Regions from separate parts of the Homo sapiens genome. Here region 1 is linked to region 2. The links are chromatin loops, found by intact Hi-C in ENCODE. Cell type or tissue: PC-3. All regions are shown on one strand. Links, peaks and the distances in the headings refer to the core of each region. The heading gives the core; the rest is flanking DNA.

The links. Peaks named below come from ENCODE experiments on the same cell type or tissue, not always from the same donor. Only the 100,000 strongest peaks of a DNase experiment are listed, where the experiment ranks them.
Region 1: a loop joins it to region 2, with 3 times the contacts of the local background. A loop is called at or near these places in 2 of 110 quality-filtered maps.

What each region holds. Positions count from the first base shown.
Region 1 is chr3:79,517,075-79,525,422 of GRCh38, forward strand. All of the region lies in intron 2 of ROBO1 (roundabout guidance receptor 1), which reads right to left. Among named protein-coding and RNA genes, the nearest start is that of MIR3923, 13 kb to the left of the region's middle. In PC-3, for the core only: CTCF peaks have their summits at 924 (motif pointing left), 1,126, 4,344 (motif pointing right) and 4,546; a DNase peak (open chromatin) is centred at 4,357; H3K4me3 peaks cover 297 bases.
Region 2 is chr3:79,995,859-80,004,206 of GRCh38, forward strand. No RefSeq gene overlaps it. Among named protein-coding and RNA genes, the nearest start is that of ROBO1, 230 kb to the left of the region's middle. In PC-3, for the core only: no CTCF peak of the experiment used is centred there; a DNase peak (open chromatin) is centred at 4,383; H3K4me3 peaks cover 335 bases; H3K27ac peaks cover 2,041 bases.

The DNA of each region.
Region 1 (8,348 bases), core at 164-8,163, 480 kb before region 2:
AATTCTTTCCCTTAGTGTAAAAATCATGCGCAGTCATTCCTCACCTTAAACAAAAGAAAATATTTTCCTAACCTCCTTTCGATTACTGGTTATCACTCGTTCTCATTTTTATTGACTTCCTCACATCCTGTCACTCCTGGGTTCATTTCAATTTGACTAGTACTCCATTATGCCATAGTTAATGCTTCAAGTTACCAATAACTGAATTTCCAGCGAGTGCTTCTTGTCTGTATCTAACTTGATCTTTCTGGAACAGTCGACACTGACCATCACTCTCTCCCTGCAGAAATTTCCTTGCCGGTGGCCTTTGGGTGTGAGGAGAACTTATTTTTCCTTATTGTTCTCTAAACTCTTGGCTGGCTCTGCATCAATCTCTCTGCTAGGCTCCTTTCAGCCTATTAACCTTTAAATATTAGTAGGTCCTAGGATTTATTCTTGATTCTTTTCTTATTTTAACATTCTTTCTGGTCCACCTCCTTCATATCTGTGACTTTCAAAGTACTAATGTAATAGCACTAAATGGCTCCTAAATCTTTATCTGCAGCCCAGATCATCTTTGTTTACCCTCTGTTCTGGGTATAAGTAACATATAAAGAGAGAGGCAAGAGACTGAAAATATTCTTTTAGAATGTTCTTGTATGGCCCAAGGTAGCTAATTATAGGTGACACTTATTGAATACTTGCTGTGTGGCAGGGGCTAAAGTAATAGTTGTAGACATTTTATTACTCTACTATGAAATAAACTCTGTGGCAGTCTCATTCAAACCTTCAATTGCTGATGGATTAATGAGGGAACAATGATTGAATGAATGAATATGTGGTATTCCAAGAAATAATCATTTAATCCCTTTCAGGAAAAAATCTGGTATTATACTGACATTTTCCAGGGTGTTAGGGTTTATTGACCACGTTGGCTTGGAGAGCCATCTGGTGGTAAGAGAGCGGAAGGAATGTGTGAAGAATCCTGGAGCTTGCATTGCTGTCTGAGTGGCCTTCTAATTTACCTACAATGATTAGGGTCAGAATGATTAGGAGCTGACTAGATTTCATATAAGGTTCTACTCTTACAACCTATTTGGTTTTGAATGTACATTTCTACAAAAGTATGCTAATTTTCCTATAAGTGTATTTAGTTTATCAATAAACTAATACTCAGATATTCTGTCTCTGAGTAGATACTCAGATTTGGGAGAAAAAAATGCATAGGGTAAGGCATGTTAAGAAGAAGAAGGAGAAGGAGGAAAGGAAGGGGAAGGGAAGAAGACAAATATGATGGCCAAGCTTATCTACAACAGGAAATAGAGATGCAATGGCACATGCTGCTCCTACCAGCCTCCCTCCCTCCGTGCTTCTTTTCTTTCCCCTTCTTTCAGTTCTCTCAGGTAGTTTTAGAGTTGCTACTTCCTAAAAGGTCTAGTTTCTCAGTATATATGTGAGCAATAGCTTTAGAATTGTCCGTGAAACAACAGTAAGTTAGAAGACCTAGGAGGATTGCTTTTCAGAATTATGAATGGGGAGAAGGAGTGATAACAGAACATAAACGAAAATGTAAAGCTTTTTCTATATTATGCATAGATAATAAACATTCTCCAAATCTTTTATTATTATTATTATTATTATTTTTAGATGGAATTTTGCTCTTGTTGCCCAGGCTGGAGTGCAATGGTGCGATCTCGGCTCACTGCCTCCCGGGTTCAAGCAATTCTCCTGCCTCAGACTCCCAAGTAGCTGGGATTACAGGTGTATGTCACCACGTCTGGCTAATTCTGTATTTTTTTTTTTTTTAGTAGAGACGGGGTTTCACCATATTGGCCAAGCTGGTCTCGAACTACTGACCTCAAGTGATCCACCCGCCTCAGCCTCCCAAAGTCCTGGGATTACAGGTGTGAGCCATCACGCCTGGCCAAATGGTCTCCAAATCTTGCTGTTTCTTAACAGCATGCATTTGTCATTCATTTTACATGGTGGCCAGTTATTAATAGCTGTTAATCTGCTTTCTTCCTGAATGCTTCTCGTTCCAGAACCCAGGCTGAAGAGAAAGCCCCAATGTCTCCTCAGCCTGGATTCTGGAATGAGCTCCAAGAGCAAGAAGCATGCTATTCTTGTGGTAGAGGGAAGAGATGATAAGATCTTTAAGAAACTCTCAATGGCGCTGAAAATTTCAGCTCAGAACCCATATTGATCTTTTTCTTTCATCTTTTACTGGTCAAAGCATGTCACGTGGCCAAACCTGATATTGATGGAGACAGAAATAGTTCTCACTATAAGAAGTGTGGCCGGGCCTGGTGGCTCACGCCTGTAATCCCAACACTTTGGGAGGCCGAAACGGGTGGATCACGAGGTCAGGAGATCGAGAGCATCCTGGCCAACATGGAGAAACCCCATCTCTACTAAAATACAAAAAATTAGCCGGGCGTGGTGGCGGGCGCCTGTAGTCTCAGCTATTCGAGAGGCTGAGGCAGGAGAATGGCGTGAACCTGGGAGACAGAGGTTGCAGTGAGCCAAGATCATGCCACTGCACTCCAGCCTGGGTGACAGAGCCAGACTCCTGCTCAAAAAAAAAAAAAAAAAAAAAGAAAAGAAAAAAGAAATGTATGCTAAGTATAATATAATATGTTGTCCCAGCCAGGAGAAGGTTGAGAGTGAAAGTGTTTTTAAATAATTAAGCCAGAATAGTGGGTCTGATGTCTTCGCAAAATTAGATGCATTATCACTTTCTTACAATCCTCCTCTAGGCAAAGGTAGGCAAGTACTTGAGAAGAATAATTAAATTGATCTTAAACTTCAATTAAGAGACCTTGCAGCTGGGCACCGTGGCTCACATCTGTAATCCCAGTACTTTGGGATACTGAGACAGGAATATTGCTTGAGCCTGGGAGTTTGAGACTATTCTGGGCAATAGGAAAAGCCCCGCTGTGTAGAAAAAATTTTAAAAAAGAAAAAATCAGTTAGGAGTGGTGGCACAAGCCTGTAGTCTCAGCTACTTAGAAGGTAGGAGGATTGCTTGAGCCCAGGGGGTCGAGGCTGCAGTGAGCCCTGTTTGCACCACTGCACTGCAGCCTGGGTGACTGCAAGATTCTATCAAAAAAAAAAAAAAAAGAGAGAGAGAGAGTCTTTGTGTACCCCCAGGATGCATGCACATATGCCGAAGAAAGCAAAGTAAAACAGGCAGAAGGAAAACTAGATCGGGTGTCAGGAAGTTAGCTATTAACCTTAGGCTGTGAGATCTCTTCTAAAACACAAGTGAAGACAAATGATAAGAAATTAAGAGTAGTTCAATTCAATGATGTCCCTCATCTCAGAATGGTAAGAAAAAGGAGAGTCTAGAGTACAAATTTTCTGGCCTCAGTAGTTGACTGGTAAGCTCTGGGTCTTAAGGCATTAATGAGTATAGAACTCAGGAGATAATATGATATCCAGATTTGTTCCTTCAGCCATGGCAAATGTTTAATATTTAACACAAAGTGTTATTCAGTTATATTTCCATATGGGGAAAATTGGAGTAGTTTATGAATAAGACATATTGTGAAATTAAGATAAAGATAGAGAAACTCATATCTTATGAGACAGCTTTTTAAAAATTAGGAATGCAAACTATAACAGAGATTACACGGATGATATAAAAGTGGAATAGTAGCAAGAACTACCTGAGGGAAAAGAATTGGGGAAGTTAATTGATATTTGTATCCAACATATGATAATGAAACTAATGTCTCTTGGTTCAAAAATAGTTTTGAAACACTAACCTAGAAGCAAACCAGAGCCAAAAAAAAAAACACTTTTATTTATGAGAAAAATACTTTGAGTGAGAGATTAAAATCAATTTTTAAAAGAAATTTAAAGTATAGGACAAAACACTTGAATCAATGTAGAGACAGACAATATTTAGTGAAATTATCTAGACCACAACTCAGTGTTAAAGAGAAAATATGCATTTTAGATAGTCTGTAGACATTAGCTACTTTCATTGAATAATCTTTGAGACCCCATTCAAAGTGCAAGCCTACAGATGGTGGCTGGAACCCCTTGTGAAAGCAATCATCTCCTCTCCCCACAATTGCTCCTTTTCTGATTGGAGTGCTTAATTATACTGGTTTCCTGTCTTTAAATGTGTTCCAGGACTATAAAGATTATTTTTTCCCCATCACTTGCTTTTAACTGAAGTCAAGCAATTCAAAGAAAGCATCATCTTGCCTTAAATGTCTGACTATTTATCAAGAAAATATATACACAACTCCAATTTTCTTAGGGGTTCCTGTTTAGGAAACACAGGGATTAATTTCCTTGAGGTAGAGAATACACACTTGTTACATTATTGGTGTGATGGAAATTTGTGTTTTAACCACAAGGTGGCAGAATAAGCTAGGAGTTTCGTGCGCCCCTTCAAAAATCACTGGTTACTTCCGACATCGATCTAATTCAGATGAAAAATGCTATAATAGGTGTGTCTTCGTTAGCCTATATGCATGTGTAAGACAAGTGACTACATAAGTAACACTATCGAAAAAAGGTTAAAATGACTGAAGCCTCTTTCCTACCCTCAAGACAAATCCCACACAAAAGGTATTCTGAAGTTGATTTGTAGTGAATACTTATTTAGCTTCAAATAAACACTTTTAGCAGATGTTTTGAAAATGAAGTGGCCATATTTGTCACCACCCCCCACCCACACACACACTTCCTGCATTGTGAACCCCGAGACTTGTCCCATCCACGGTCTGCTCCTGAGATTAAGGGGAAGATGTGTGGGGAAGCACCTGGATGCTGGTTCCAGGATGCTACCTTGAATGTGCCTTGGATATCTGTGTCAGTAGAGAGAGGTGATGACCTTTCCCTCTTCTTCTATCCAACATTACATGGTTGGTTTACATAGATAGGTAAAATATATGCTTAACTGTATGCTATAATCCAAAGGAAGTAGGATTGTCATGTTAAGACAATTATTATGACTGTCAATATGGTCAAATATATGAAGTTAATAACAACAAAACAGATTCAGTATGTCATCTATTAGTATTATAATTTAGTGTATCTGTGGCTGTGCAACTCCAAAGAAATCATATTTGATAATTGTTTTGGTATAATAAATTCTGTATTTTAATAACTTACTGGTAATTGTATTGCTACAATGGAACCCAAACTTCTGAGGATTGCCTTCAAGACCCTTTGCTATCTGTTGTTTTTCTGCAATAGTCCCCTATTATTATCTAAACAGACCATGGTCTTTTATACCACTGTCTTTCCCAAGACTGTTACTTTTTTTTTTTTTTTTGGAATGTGCTCTCTGCCTCTGTTCCTGCAACTGGCAAGCTTCTATTTTTCTTTCAAGAAGTGATTGAGAGACCACCTCTCTGAAATCTATTCTTCTGAATTCTGCCTTGAAAGCAGAAGTAATCATCGCCTTGTCTGAAATCCTGGAGTCATCATTCCTGTATTCATCACTTTGATCACTGATTTCCACTTGCTTTTGTGCATTTCCATCCACCCAAGGAGAGGAACCTCATTTCATTACTTTTGTATCCTTGATACCTACTGGGGAGCTTTAAATGGAAAGGGAACTTAATAAACCCCTTTTGGAAGGAGGAAATAACACCAATAGATTCCTACGGTGCATATAGTAATGTATCGATACGTCATTATTTCTGTTTAAAGATAGCATTTATATTCAAAGATGATCGTGGTTTTAGAGTTTAAATTTAACTGATATATTTTATATTAAATTCAGAAAAAACTTCAAGTTATGTTTAATTGTAGAGCACGAACTATGTGACTATCAGTATTCAACTCCACTCATTGTCTGGGAGGTCATACCTATAAAAGGATTCAGCCTTGTAAAATTGGAACCTAAATAACATGTTTTTGAGGACTATTTCTCTTAAGGTAATTCCTTAATATTTGAATTAGACAAAGCATTTATGAAGTGCATGTTAAAGGTCTGTGTCAAGTGTGCTTTACAATCAGATGACAGTTATAATTATCTAATAAACAACAAGCTGATCTAGTTGTTTTAAAAACAAATTATCTGATCAGTATTGATGGGCTTAAAACAATAGAATCAGTTCCACCATTGTAAGAGGCTTCATAAACCACACACACACACACACACACACACACACACACAAATTAGTACATAGTGATACAGTTACACAATTCTCAATCCTTTAGTTAAAGAAACTACAACAGCATGCATATACTAAGATATCTATGTGAGGTAATGTATTTGTTAATTGGCTAGACTTAATCATTCCACATGCATATATACTTCAAAATAACAGGTTCTACATGATAAATATACACAATTTTATGCGTCAATTTTAACAAATAAATTTGAAAAAAAAATTGTTCACCAAAAAAGCCCACAAAAAATAGACTTTGCATTTTTCTTTCTTTTTTTTTTCTTTTTTTTTTTTTTTTTGAGAAGGAGTTTTGCTCTTGTTGTCCAGGCTTGAGTGCAGTGGCACACTCTCAGCTTACTGCAACCTCCGCCTCCTGGATTCAAGCTATTCTTCTGCCTCAGCCTCCCAAGTAGCTGGGATTACAGGCGCCCGCCACCACACCCAGCTAATTTTTTCTATTTTTAGTAGAGACGGGGTTTCACCATGTTGGTCAGGCTGGTCTTCAACTCCTGACTTCAGATGATCCACTCGCCTTGGCCTCCCAAAGTGCTGGGATTACAGGCATGAGCCACTGCGCTCGGCCTAGACTTTGCATTTTTCATGCAAAATGCATCTAAAAGAGAGACTACCAAGAAAATGATAGAACACTGATTTTGTGCAAACAGAAAATTATTCAGTATTGTTTCAGAATTATGTAGTAGACATGACTGCCCAGAAGAATTATGATTTTCATAAGCTTATGACTGTATTTATGGATATGTGGTGTGCTTATTTTAGATTTTGGGGGTGGAATTTATCATTATGAGAAAGTAATCTACCTCATGAACGGCATCAACTACTTGCATGAAAAAACATTTTGATGTTATGAAGGAAGATATACCTAAAGACGCATAATGGGATAGGAGTTTGGGACCAGCATAAAGAGTCTTCGTTAGAGAAAGTTCAAATGCTCCCACTATTCTCCTTCATTTGAAGTAAGTGTGTGTGTGTGTGTGTGACAGAGACAGAGACAGAGAGAACCCACTATTTAGAAATTTTTAATAATATAAATAAAATTATAATCATTAAATTTGAACTGTAAACATCATAGAATTTTAAAATTCCATTTAGACAGCATAGCATAAAATTTAATACTGTAAATATATAAAAATCTAAACCATCTCAAATGAGCCTTTCTTTAATTTTTGGTAAGCCTTAGATTAAGCATACCTAGAAAGAGTTAGTGATAGTTTCTACTTGAATCAGATAAAATACTATCATAAAATTGAAAAATCTGAATTTTTATATATGTATGTGCATATGTCTACAATTTGTTAAAGGTTAATTCTTTTCTATATTATACTTGATAAACATAATTATTCAAGTAACAATTCCAAGGGGCTTTCAGATTTTTAAAGCTAAGTATTGCATTTGTCTAAACAACTCCAAACTTATATTAACTGTGAAACAAAGAGAAGAAACTGGATTCTAAAGTAAACCATATTTAAATGAATTGATCAATGTATGTTTGTTTGTATCTCCCATGCCAGACTTGAATGGTCTTCAAAAACAGAGAAAATGACGTTCATATTGTATCATAATGCTTGATCATAAAGGTTGTATATTTCTAATTTTAATTGAATTGAAACAAAATTTGTTCCTCCAATGACAACAAGTTAGAAAGCTTTATTATTTCTCTGGTCCTAGAAATAAAATAGTTGAAAATTATATGTGTGTGTGTGTTTTTGTATACATATAAATATATACATAGACATACATATACATATATATAGAGAGAGAAACAGAGAGCCACAAAGACTAAGAGAAAAAGAGAAGTTTCAGACATATCTATTAAATACTTGGAAACCTGTCATAAAAATTCTCAAACTTGGAACAGTATACTTTCTTATGTTATATTCTCCCTTCCATTCCAATTTCTTTAATGAAAAAGATCCACATTATCACATTATTCTGTTTATCAAACAAAAAAATTGGAGAAAGCTATAATAAATGTAGAAATAGTTTATTAAAATGTCTACTAGAATAAGGTTATGGTTAATTTTTTAGTCTTATTACACTATATGTATAATGTCTGTATAATTACATATATATTTAATTATGTAATACATATATCTAATATATGTAAAATGGTTCTAATAAAATATTAAAATAATTTTTAAAACACTCATTGTACTGATTGTTATTGAAAATATTATGAGAAATAATAACAATTTCCAGCTCCTACCATACCAA
Region 2 (8,348 bases), core at 35-8,034:
TTCACTGACCAATTTAGTCAAGCATGAAGGAAGTTCTAAAGCAACAATGGACTCCCATAGTTGTTTCTCACTGAATTGAAATGATCAGGCTCTTAAACTCCTGCATTGATCAGACTTTGGGTGTGAACTGCCTAGTGAAGGGATGAATCATAGGACAAGGAGCTGTTGCCTTTGAGACAATCTTTCCGGAGACTGACAGCACTTTCATCAGTTGAGGCAACAGATCTAACCGTGAAGAGTAATATGAGCAGCACATCAGAATGTCTGTTACATATGTACCACATATGCCTCAGTCATATCTACTCCAATCAAAAACTCTAATTAAAAATTCTATCCCTTTGAAATCTCCCAATGCTTACAGTAGGAAGTCTCATAATTTTAGAAGTTTATTGAAGCCAGTTCAGAAAGGTCTTCAATTGATCTTGATTTTAAATTGATGCAAATATTGGTTTTCTCATTAATATTTACTTTCAGTAATTGTTTTACATGAACTATTTGATTATTATCCTCACGGTTCATAGTAATGCACATTTGCTTTGACTTCCTTTTGTTTATACTTTGGCAGCACTAAACTTGTTTTGTGTTTGTTTTTCTTGTTTGGTTTTTGTTTTTTATTAACTAAGTGATATATGACAACATGTTTGGGACCACTAATTTTCAAAAGAATTCTAGCACCCTCAGAGCAAATATATTGAAGAGGGGGAAAAAAAAAACTTGGGTCATCATTTTTTATACTGTTTTCACAAGAATCTGGATGTTTTTCTACAGTAAGGGTGAAAAAATTATGTTGAATTTAAATTTTAGTTAGCACCACAGACAAATGCTGGTCCTTTTTTTTTTCTTTTTTAACCAAAGCAGAAAGGTGGGAGTTCTCTTTTTCATTTAAACTCTTGGTTAGAATTATGTCAGAAATTTTAAAACTATAAAAGTGAATGTTTTTGATTTGTTTTTGTTATTGCTGTGGTCCTTAAAATGACAATATATTATTATTCCAAAAAGGACACAATAGCTTTCCTTCCATTGTTTTCTCCTCAGAGAATATAGATATATTTTAATCAACAGAAAAAAATGCCTATGCTATTTAAAAATCTAATCAAATTATTGAAAATATTTTATTTCTACCTTTAAATATTAAGTTATAAAAGCAAAATCTATATGAATGCACTTTTAATATATTTATAACCACAGTAAACTTGCTGTTGAAATACAGTGTCTCTTAGACTCTCTGGCTGATTTCTTGAGAAAAATGACTTATTTGTAATCTGGAGTTTCTAATAAAAATCATTTACAATGTATCTGATCATTAATGAATTTAGTAGAGTTTTGCAAAAGTAAATGTTTCTAGATTCTTGATTGAGCTGAGATGGAAATCTAGGATTCATATTACTTTTTTCTTCAAATTCTCACTGTTTACAAATATCTTTTGGGGTTAGTTGCATTTCTCACACACCATTTCTTTTAGAATTCCTTTGAGATTTCCTTAAAAAATGCTTAGTTTTTTTCTGAACATAGAAACATCATTCTAGTGTAGAAAAGCTAGAAAACAAATTTAGCTAAGAAACAAATCTAACTTTATCTACAAAATAAAAGAATGTCATAATGTCCTGGGTTTCAACATATCAAATCCTTGCTTTTTTCTGTAGGCATTGCGTAGTGTAGCATTTCTCGCACATTTAAAGAATTGCTATTCCTGTCGGACAGTGATGTTTATAAATTATTAAAAGTGAAAAAGTGAAGTTTGTTAATTATTTGATTCTTCTATAATTTGTCTGTGTCAGTGCAGTCACTCGTCATTATTGTTACATTTATAGTGCATTCCTTGCTTTTTCTGCTTTTCAGTGAATATTGGAATCTTCAATATAAGAATGCACTTAAACTAACACAAAATTAAGGAGAAATCTCTTAGCCTGAATAATATAATTTTAACAAATAATGAAAGAAAAATTACTGGAGGAAGAGACATTTATTTATAGTGCTTTGGTATCCTGTGACGATAAACCAAGTTGAGGAGATTAAAAACATAATTAGGCAAAGACTTTTCATCTTATCACTCAATATTATTCTTAGTTAAGAGTTAGTGTGTTATTAATATTGTGTCTGAGAAAACTTGCTTCACTGGAATTTCAGGATTTGTTTCGAGTGCTGACATTAGGCAAAAATTGAAAAATGAAACAATTTGGGGAGGTTGATTTTAATTTTAAAAATTAAATCAAATTTAATTTGGGTGTATATATTTCAATGAATTATGAATTGTAGGCTGTGGTGTTCTTTAAATGAGGGGTCAGTAAAGGACCTAGATGTTGATTATTGTCAACTAAACTGACAGTATTAATTTTAAAATCCATGAAAGTTCCATGGAACTTGCAAATTGCTTGAGAAATACATATTGTTTTATTGTTATGGAAGTAAAAATAAAATTTCTAAATATGAGTTTAAAGTTTAATGAACTTTAAAGTTATATATACCTTTTGAGATGATATTGTCTCTGTCTAATAAGCTGAAAAAGATTATAATTCTTAGAGGGTTTGGATTTTGTCTTCTAATACATTATTTACATCTTTTATGCATGCTTATTTATGACTAATAAGTATGTTTTCCACATAAGAACATATTTAAAGGAAATGATATTTTTCATTCAAATATAAAATAAGATAAAGTATTAACTACAAAATCTTTCCATTGTACAGAAGGCGATAATCAAAGTCTTTCAAGACAGAGAGAAAGTATCTGATTTTTACAACAACCTCTTATACCTGTATTCTAAGACTAGAACTACAAGTTATGGAAACAGTAGTTTACTAGGTCTGCTGTGTCTATTTGTTATATAATTCAAAGTACAGAAAGATTGAACTGGCTTTATATATTGCTTTTTAAAGTTAAGAATGATATCTTTTTAGTTTGTTTGCATCTCTGATTTGACTGATTCATTGAACAACAATTGTTAAAGACCATGACAGAGAGGATACTGTGCTAATTCTGGAGAAGAATTCCAAAATGACTTCGACATAGAGCATGGATTCAAAGGGCTTGATGTTTATATGCTAGCTTGAACACGATTAAGTTTGTAACTTAATTCTTTAGTACTAAAAGAGTCAGAGTAAATTCAAATTATAATAATAACTTCTCTATGATGCTAAGTATATGTTCAAAGCTTTGAATGGTGGCCCAAATGGCTATAGTTTATATTTTCTATAATTAATGGTATTCTAAGTAATAATGTTCAATTAGAATCAACTGTTACACAGTTGTTGGAGAAGCATTTCTTCAGTCTGTAAATATTTTGCAGAAAATTTATTTATTCAGGTGATGCATTCATTTCCTAAAACTGCTGTAATGAAGAATCATAAACTGGGTGGATTAAAGTGCATAAATTTATTGTTTCACAGTTCTGGAGGCTAGCAGTCCAGAGTCAGGTTATCAGCAGGATTTGTTCCTTCTTAGGGCTGTATTATTCCTCCCTTGTAGCTTCTTATCATTGGCGGGCAATCTTTGGCATCCCTTCTCTTGTAGAGGCATCACTCCAATGCCTGCTATCATTTTCACATAACATTCTCTCTGTGCCTCTTCACATACTGTTCCCTCTCTGCTTTTCTAATTCTGTGCAAATTTTCTCTTTTATAAGGATATCAGTTATATTGGCTTAGGGCCCACCCTATACTTGATTACCTCTGTAAAAATCCTATTTCCAAATAAGGTCACATTTTGAGGGACTGGGATTTAGGACTGCAACATTTCTTTTTAGGAGGACACAATTCAATTCACAACAGATAAATAGGGATTATTCAAAACTACAGCTACATTGGCAGCTCCAAAATTCAAATAGAAAATTAAATCAAGTTGTTCTCTTTACCTACAAGTCACATTTGCTATGGCATTTTTAAACTCACAGAAAACTGTAAGTTGTATGTATTTTAATAAATACATTTTCCTATTATTGAAAAATTTCTAACTTGTTTAACTCTTAGGTTTTTTGCACAGTTGGTTTTTCTAATTATGCATTACAACCCAAGTAATTTTAAAATGTATGTGTGTTTCATCTTCCCCAGTCTATGTCTATATTAATTTTAAAGAGCTTATCACCCCAATAACATTGGATATAAAAAGAAATAAAGATACATATATCTTCTTGGAGTCTATGTCTTTACTTTTTATGATGTTGTATTTTATCAGCCTCTTCTTAATCTTCTAATATCCAAACACATATATTTTTCTAGCGTATGATTTTTAAATTTAATATAGGTGGTTTTATGTTTTATAAGCCAGTGGTTCACAGTTTTGGTTATACTTGGAGAAAAGGAAATGCTGAGAGACTTGGTCAAAAGTCTTTTATTAACAAATAGTTAGATCACTATCAGGAAGTAAATAGCCCTCGGTAAGTTGTACTATTAGTTTTATGAGTCATTTTTTTTTTTCCGGATAGCTTGTGGTAATTTGACAAATGACTTTTAGAATAATTTTGTCACTCAAGAGGCTTTAGACCTTCAGACGAAAAATCAATGTGACTATTCTGTTTCAAAAAATAACTTTTTCATAAATGCATAATGTACGTAAGAAAAATATAGCTTTTATGTGAATTATTTAATTAATAGTTTCAGTTTTCCTCTGGCAGAATGGCTATGGGGGATAGACTCTTTTTTTTTTGTTTGTTGGTTTTTTTGAGACAGGATCTCACTCTCTCGCCTAGACTGGGGTGCAATGGCCCCATCTCAGCTCACTGCAACATCCGCCTCCCAGGTTCAAGTGATTCTCCTGCCTCAGCCTCCCGAATAGCTGGGATTGCAGGCGTGCACCGCTACTGCCGGCTAATTTTTGTATTTTTAGTAGAGACGGGGTTTCACCATGTTGGGATAGACTCATGCAGCATGTCAAATCCTCTTTGTTTCACTTTAGGAATATCATCTAGCTCTTTGAATTTCATAACTCATCTCTTTATCAATATCACCTATATCAGTTCAAAATTGAATCATCTCTTATCAAAATCACTTCTATGTTTTTCTAAATGGGCTAAACAAAAAATCTCGAAAACACGCTCAAAAAGTATTTCTCATTGAAACTAGATTTTTAAAAAATACAAACTTGATAGTATTACCCATCTACTTAAATATTATCAATACATTTCTATTACTATGAATATAAAAATGGGCTCCATAATATGGCAGACAAGGGCCTCCATGTCCACAATCCATGCTAGCAAAGTTTTGAAGATGTTGCAGTTCTTTTTTTTGTATTTCCTCCCTTCCCAGGTTAAACCTCTGGTGCCTCTGATTTTCATGCCCCACCCATTTTTATTTTTATTTTTCAAAGCATTTATTAGAAAACACTCCATTTTGTTCAAGCTTTCTCTTTCAACTCTTTGGTCAAATTTGAAATGTCAAAAAATTAATAATAATATTTTGATTTTCACGTACTATGTGTATTTTCAAAAGTGTCTATAGGGCAATGGCATTACTTAGGTAAAAATGACAAATTCTTATTTTAGAATTACACATTCTGGCACATACCAGTGATAAAGATTTGTTGGGTTTATGAGATTATCTGTGTAAACAGGAACACTTGAAATGTTTGCAATTGTCTACTGTCATATGAAGTTTCTTATATTTAAATAGTACAGCAAATGCATAAAAAATATGTTTTGACATGATGACACACTCAATAGCAGCAAAAGATTATAGACCAAAATTCTTGTCAAAAATTCAAATATTTGATGTCAAAAAATATTTTAAAAATAAACACTGAATATCACTCAGTTGAAAATTAAATTCAATTTCATTTTCCTATTTATAAACTTAATAGCAGTCTTCTTTATGTTGACATTTTAATTTATAACATTAATTTTAAAAATTTTACTGACTATCCGATAAAAATGAGATGATCCTATTCCAGATATAATACATATAAATCAACTTAAAAATAAAAAAATCAGAATAAAGTTTTATAAACGAATGCAGGGTTATGGTTTTATGTTCATAAAACTAATATATGCATAAGTAAATAGACTTCTAGTTTTAATAAATTTTAGAAAACTCTTCCCAAAAGGCAATGAATGAATTCTTTTCAGTTTTTCATCAAGTCAGAAAGAAGATTTCACAGAATGATGAACACAGAAGGTTTTTTCCGGATTCCCTCCAGTGCTGTGTACATCATTGGCCTTTAAAAAAAATAAATTGAAGGGTGGATATATATCAGAGCCTAAAATTAGGACATCAACATTCTAGTCTTCATTTTATCACTAATAATTTCTTTTACTCACTTAACTTCTTCCAAGGAAAGATGAGGTGTTTAGGAAGAACAGGAACATCTGTGAGAATTGAAAGCTTCAGAATGTTATCGCTTGTATAAAGTTGGCACTATGGTTTGGATATTTGCCCCCTCCCAAACTCATGTTGAAATTTAATTACTATTTTAACACTATCAAAAGAAAGACTCTTTAAAAGGTGATTAGACCTAGGCTGGGTGTGGGGGTGGCTCACACCTGTAATCCCGGCACTTTGGTAGTCTGAGGCAGGCAGAATGCTAGAGATCAGGAGTTCGAGACTAGCCTGGCCAACCTGTTGAAACCCTGTCTCTACTAAAAATAAAAAAGTAGTCAGGCATGGTGGCAGGCACCTGTAATCCCAGCTACTGGGAAGGCTGAGGCAGGAGAATCACTTGAACCCTGGAGGTAGAAACTGCTGAGGTGATGCCACTGTGAGCATGGTGGCTCACACCTGTAATCCCAGCAGTTTGGGAGGCTGAGGCAGGTGGATCACCTGAGGTCAGGAGTTAGAGACAAGCCTGGACAACAGGGTGAAACCCTGTCTCTACTAAAAATACAAAAATTAGCCGGGTATGGTGGTGGGCGCCTGTAATGTCAAGATTGCGCCACTGCACTCCATGCACTCCAGCCTAGGTGACAAGAGCGAGGCTCAGTCTCAAAGGAAAAAAAAAAGAAAGAAAAAGTGATTAGATCATGAGGGCTCCAACATTAAGGGTGGAATTGGTGCTGTCACAAAAGGACAAATTGAGTTTGTCCCCCTTTTGCTGTCTCTCACATTCCACCATGTCATGATGTAGCAAAGAATGCACTCTCCAGAGGCTAGCACTTTGCTGTTGAACTTCCCGGCCTCCAGAGCTGGGAGCCGTAAATTTCTGCTTGTTATAAATTACTCAGTATTTTGTTACAGCAGCACAGAACAGACAAAGATGGTTACATGGGAGTATCGGGTTGATTTGCTAAAAGGGGGGCCGAAGGCTGAATTACATGCTAAACCAAGGACTGGGATATTTTATCCTGTAGGCTGATGGTACTCAAACTTTGCTCTACCTAAGTATAAACTAAAATTTATTTAGAAAAAAGACATTCTCAGATCCTGATTCTTCCTTTGAGATTGTTATTCAGTAAATCTGAGATAAAGGTGAGGAATCAATTGTTTTCAGGTGATCCTGATAATAAAGTTTGCTTTGAAAAACACTACTCATGGCCATGAGTAGTTAATACTTAATGTTTTAAAAATTAGGGTATGAAATTAGATTTATCTATTGGCCTTTAAGGCTAGGATTAATGTATTTCAGCATGTGTATGTATAAGAGTTGTTACATTAATTTTTATTAAAAATTGTGTTTAAGTATGGAAATATTGTATTCATAGTACACTGCTGAGAAAATATATTAAATCTATGCCCAAGTATACACATAAATATTCATTGTCTTAATGATACATGACTTATTAGTGACATTAAATATAAAAACTTTTGTGCCATTGGTATTGTGTCAAAACCTGTCAAAGGAATATGAGTTTTTAATAGAGTGCCATTTTATATAATGTCTTCTATCCAAAGCATTTACATTTATAATTGGAATATAAATGTTCATAAAAACTGAAATATTCATAAGGCTAAGAAAAACTTTTATGAAGAACAGAATTTTGATAGATGCTTCTGTAAAAATGAATTGTCTGCATTTAAAAGTGACAAGCTTTATAACTGTCCATAATGGTGATCTCTTACTAGCTATAAAGCAGTTAGCAATATATAAAATTTTAATGCTAAAAAGATTCATCACACTTTATTGCATTCTAGAAAGCTACAGTGCCCATAATTATTTTTATTCATATATTTTCCATCTTTGTATTTTTATTCTATATAGAATTAATTCCTATATTTAAAATATTCATTAAACAATTAGTCCTGAGGTTTTTCCTCCTTTTAACAAAAAGTAAATCTCAAAACATGATTTCTATCAGTTTTACTGAAGGTTTATTTTTGTCATTATATTTCTAATATAAAATGTTTGAAATTTGAATATCCCAAAAGTATAAATTGGCCCAATATCTTATTATTTGGTTTGGATAGAAAATTGCTAATTTGGTG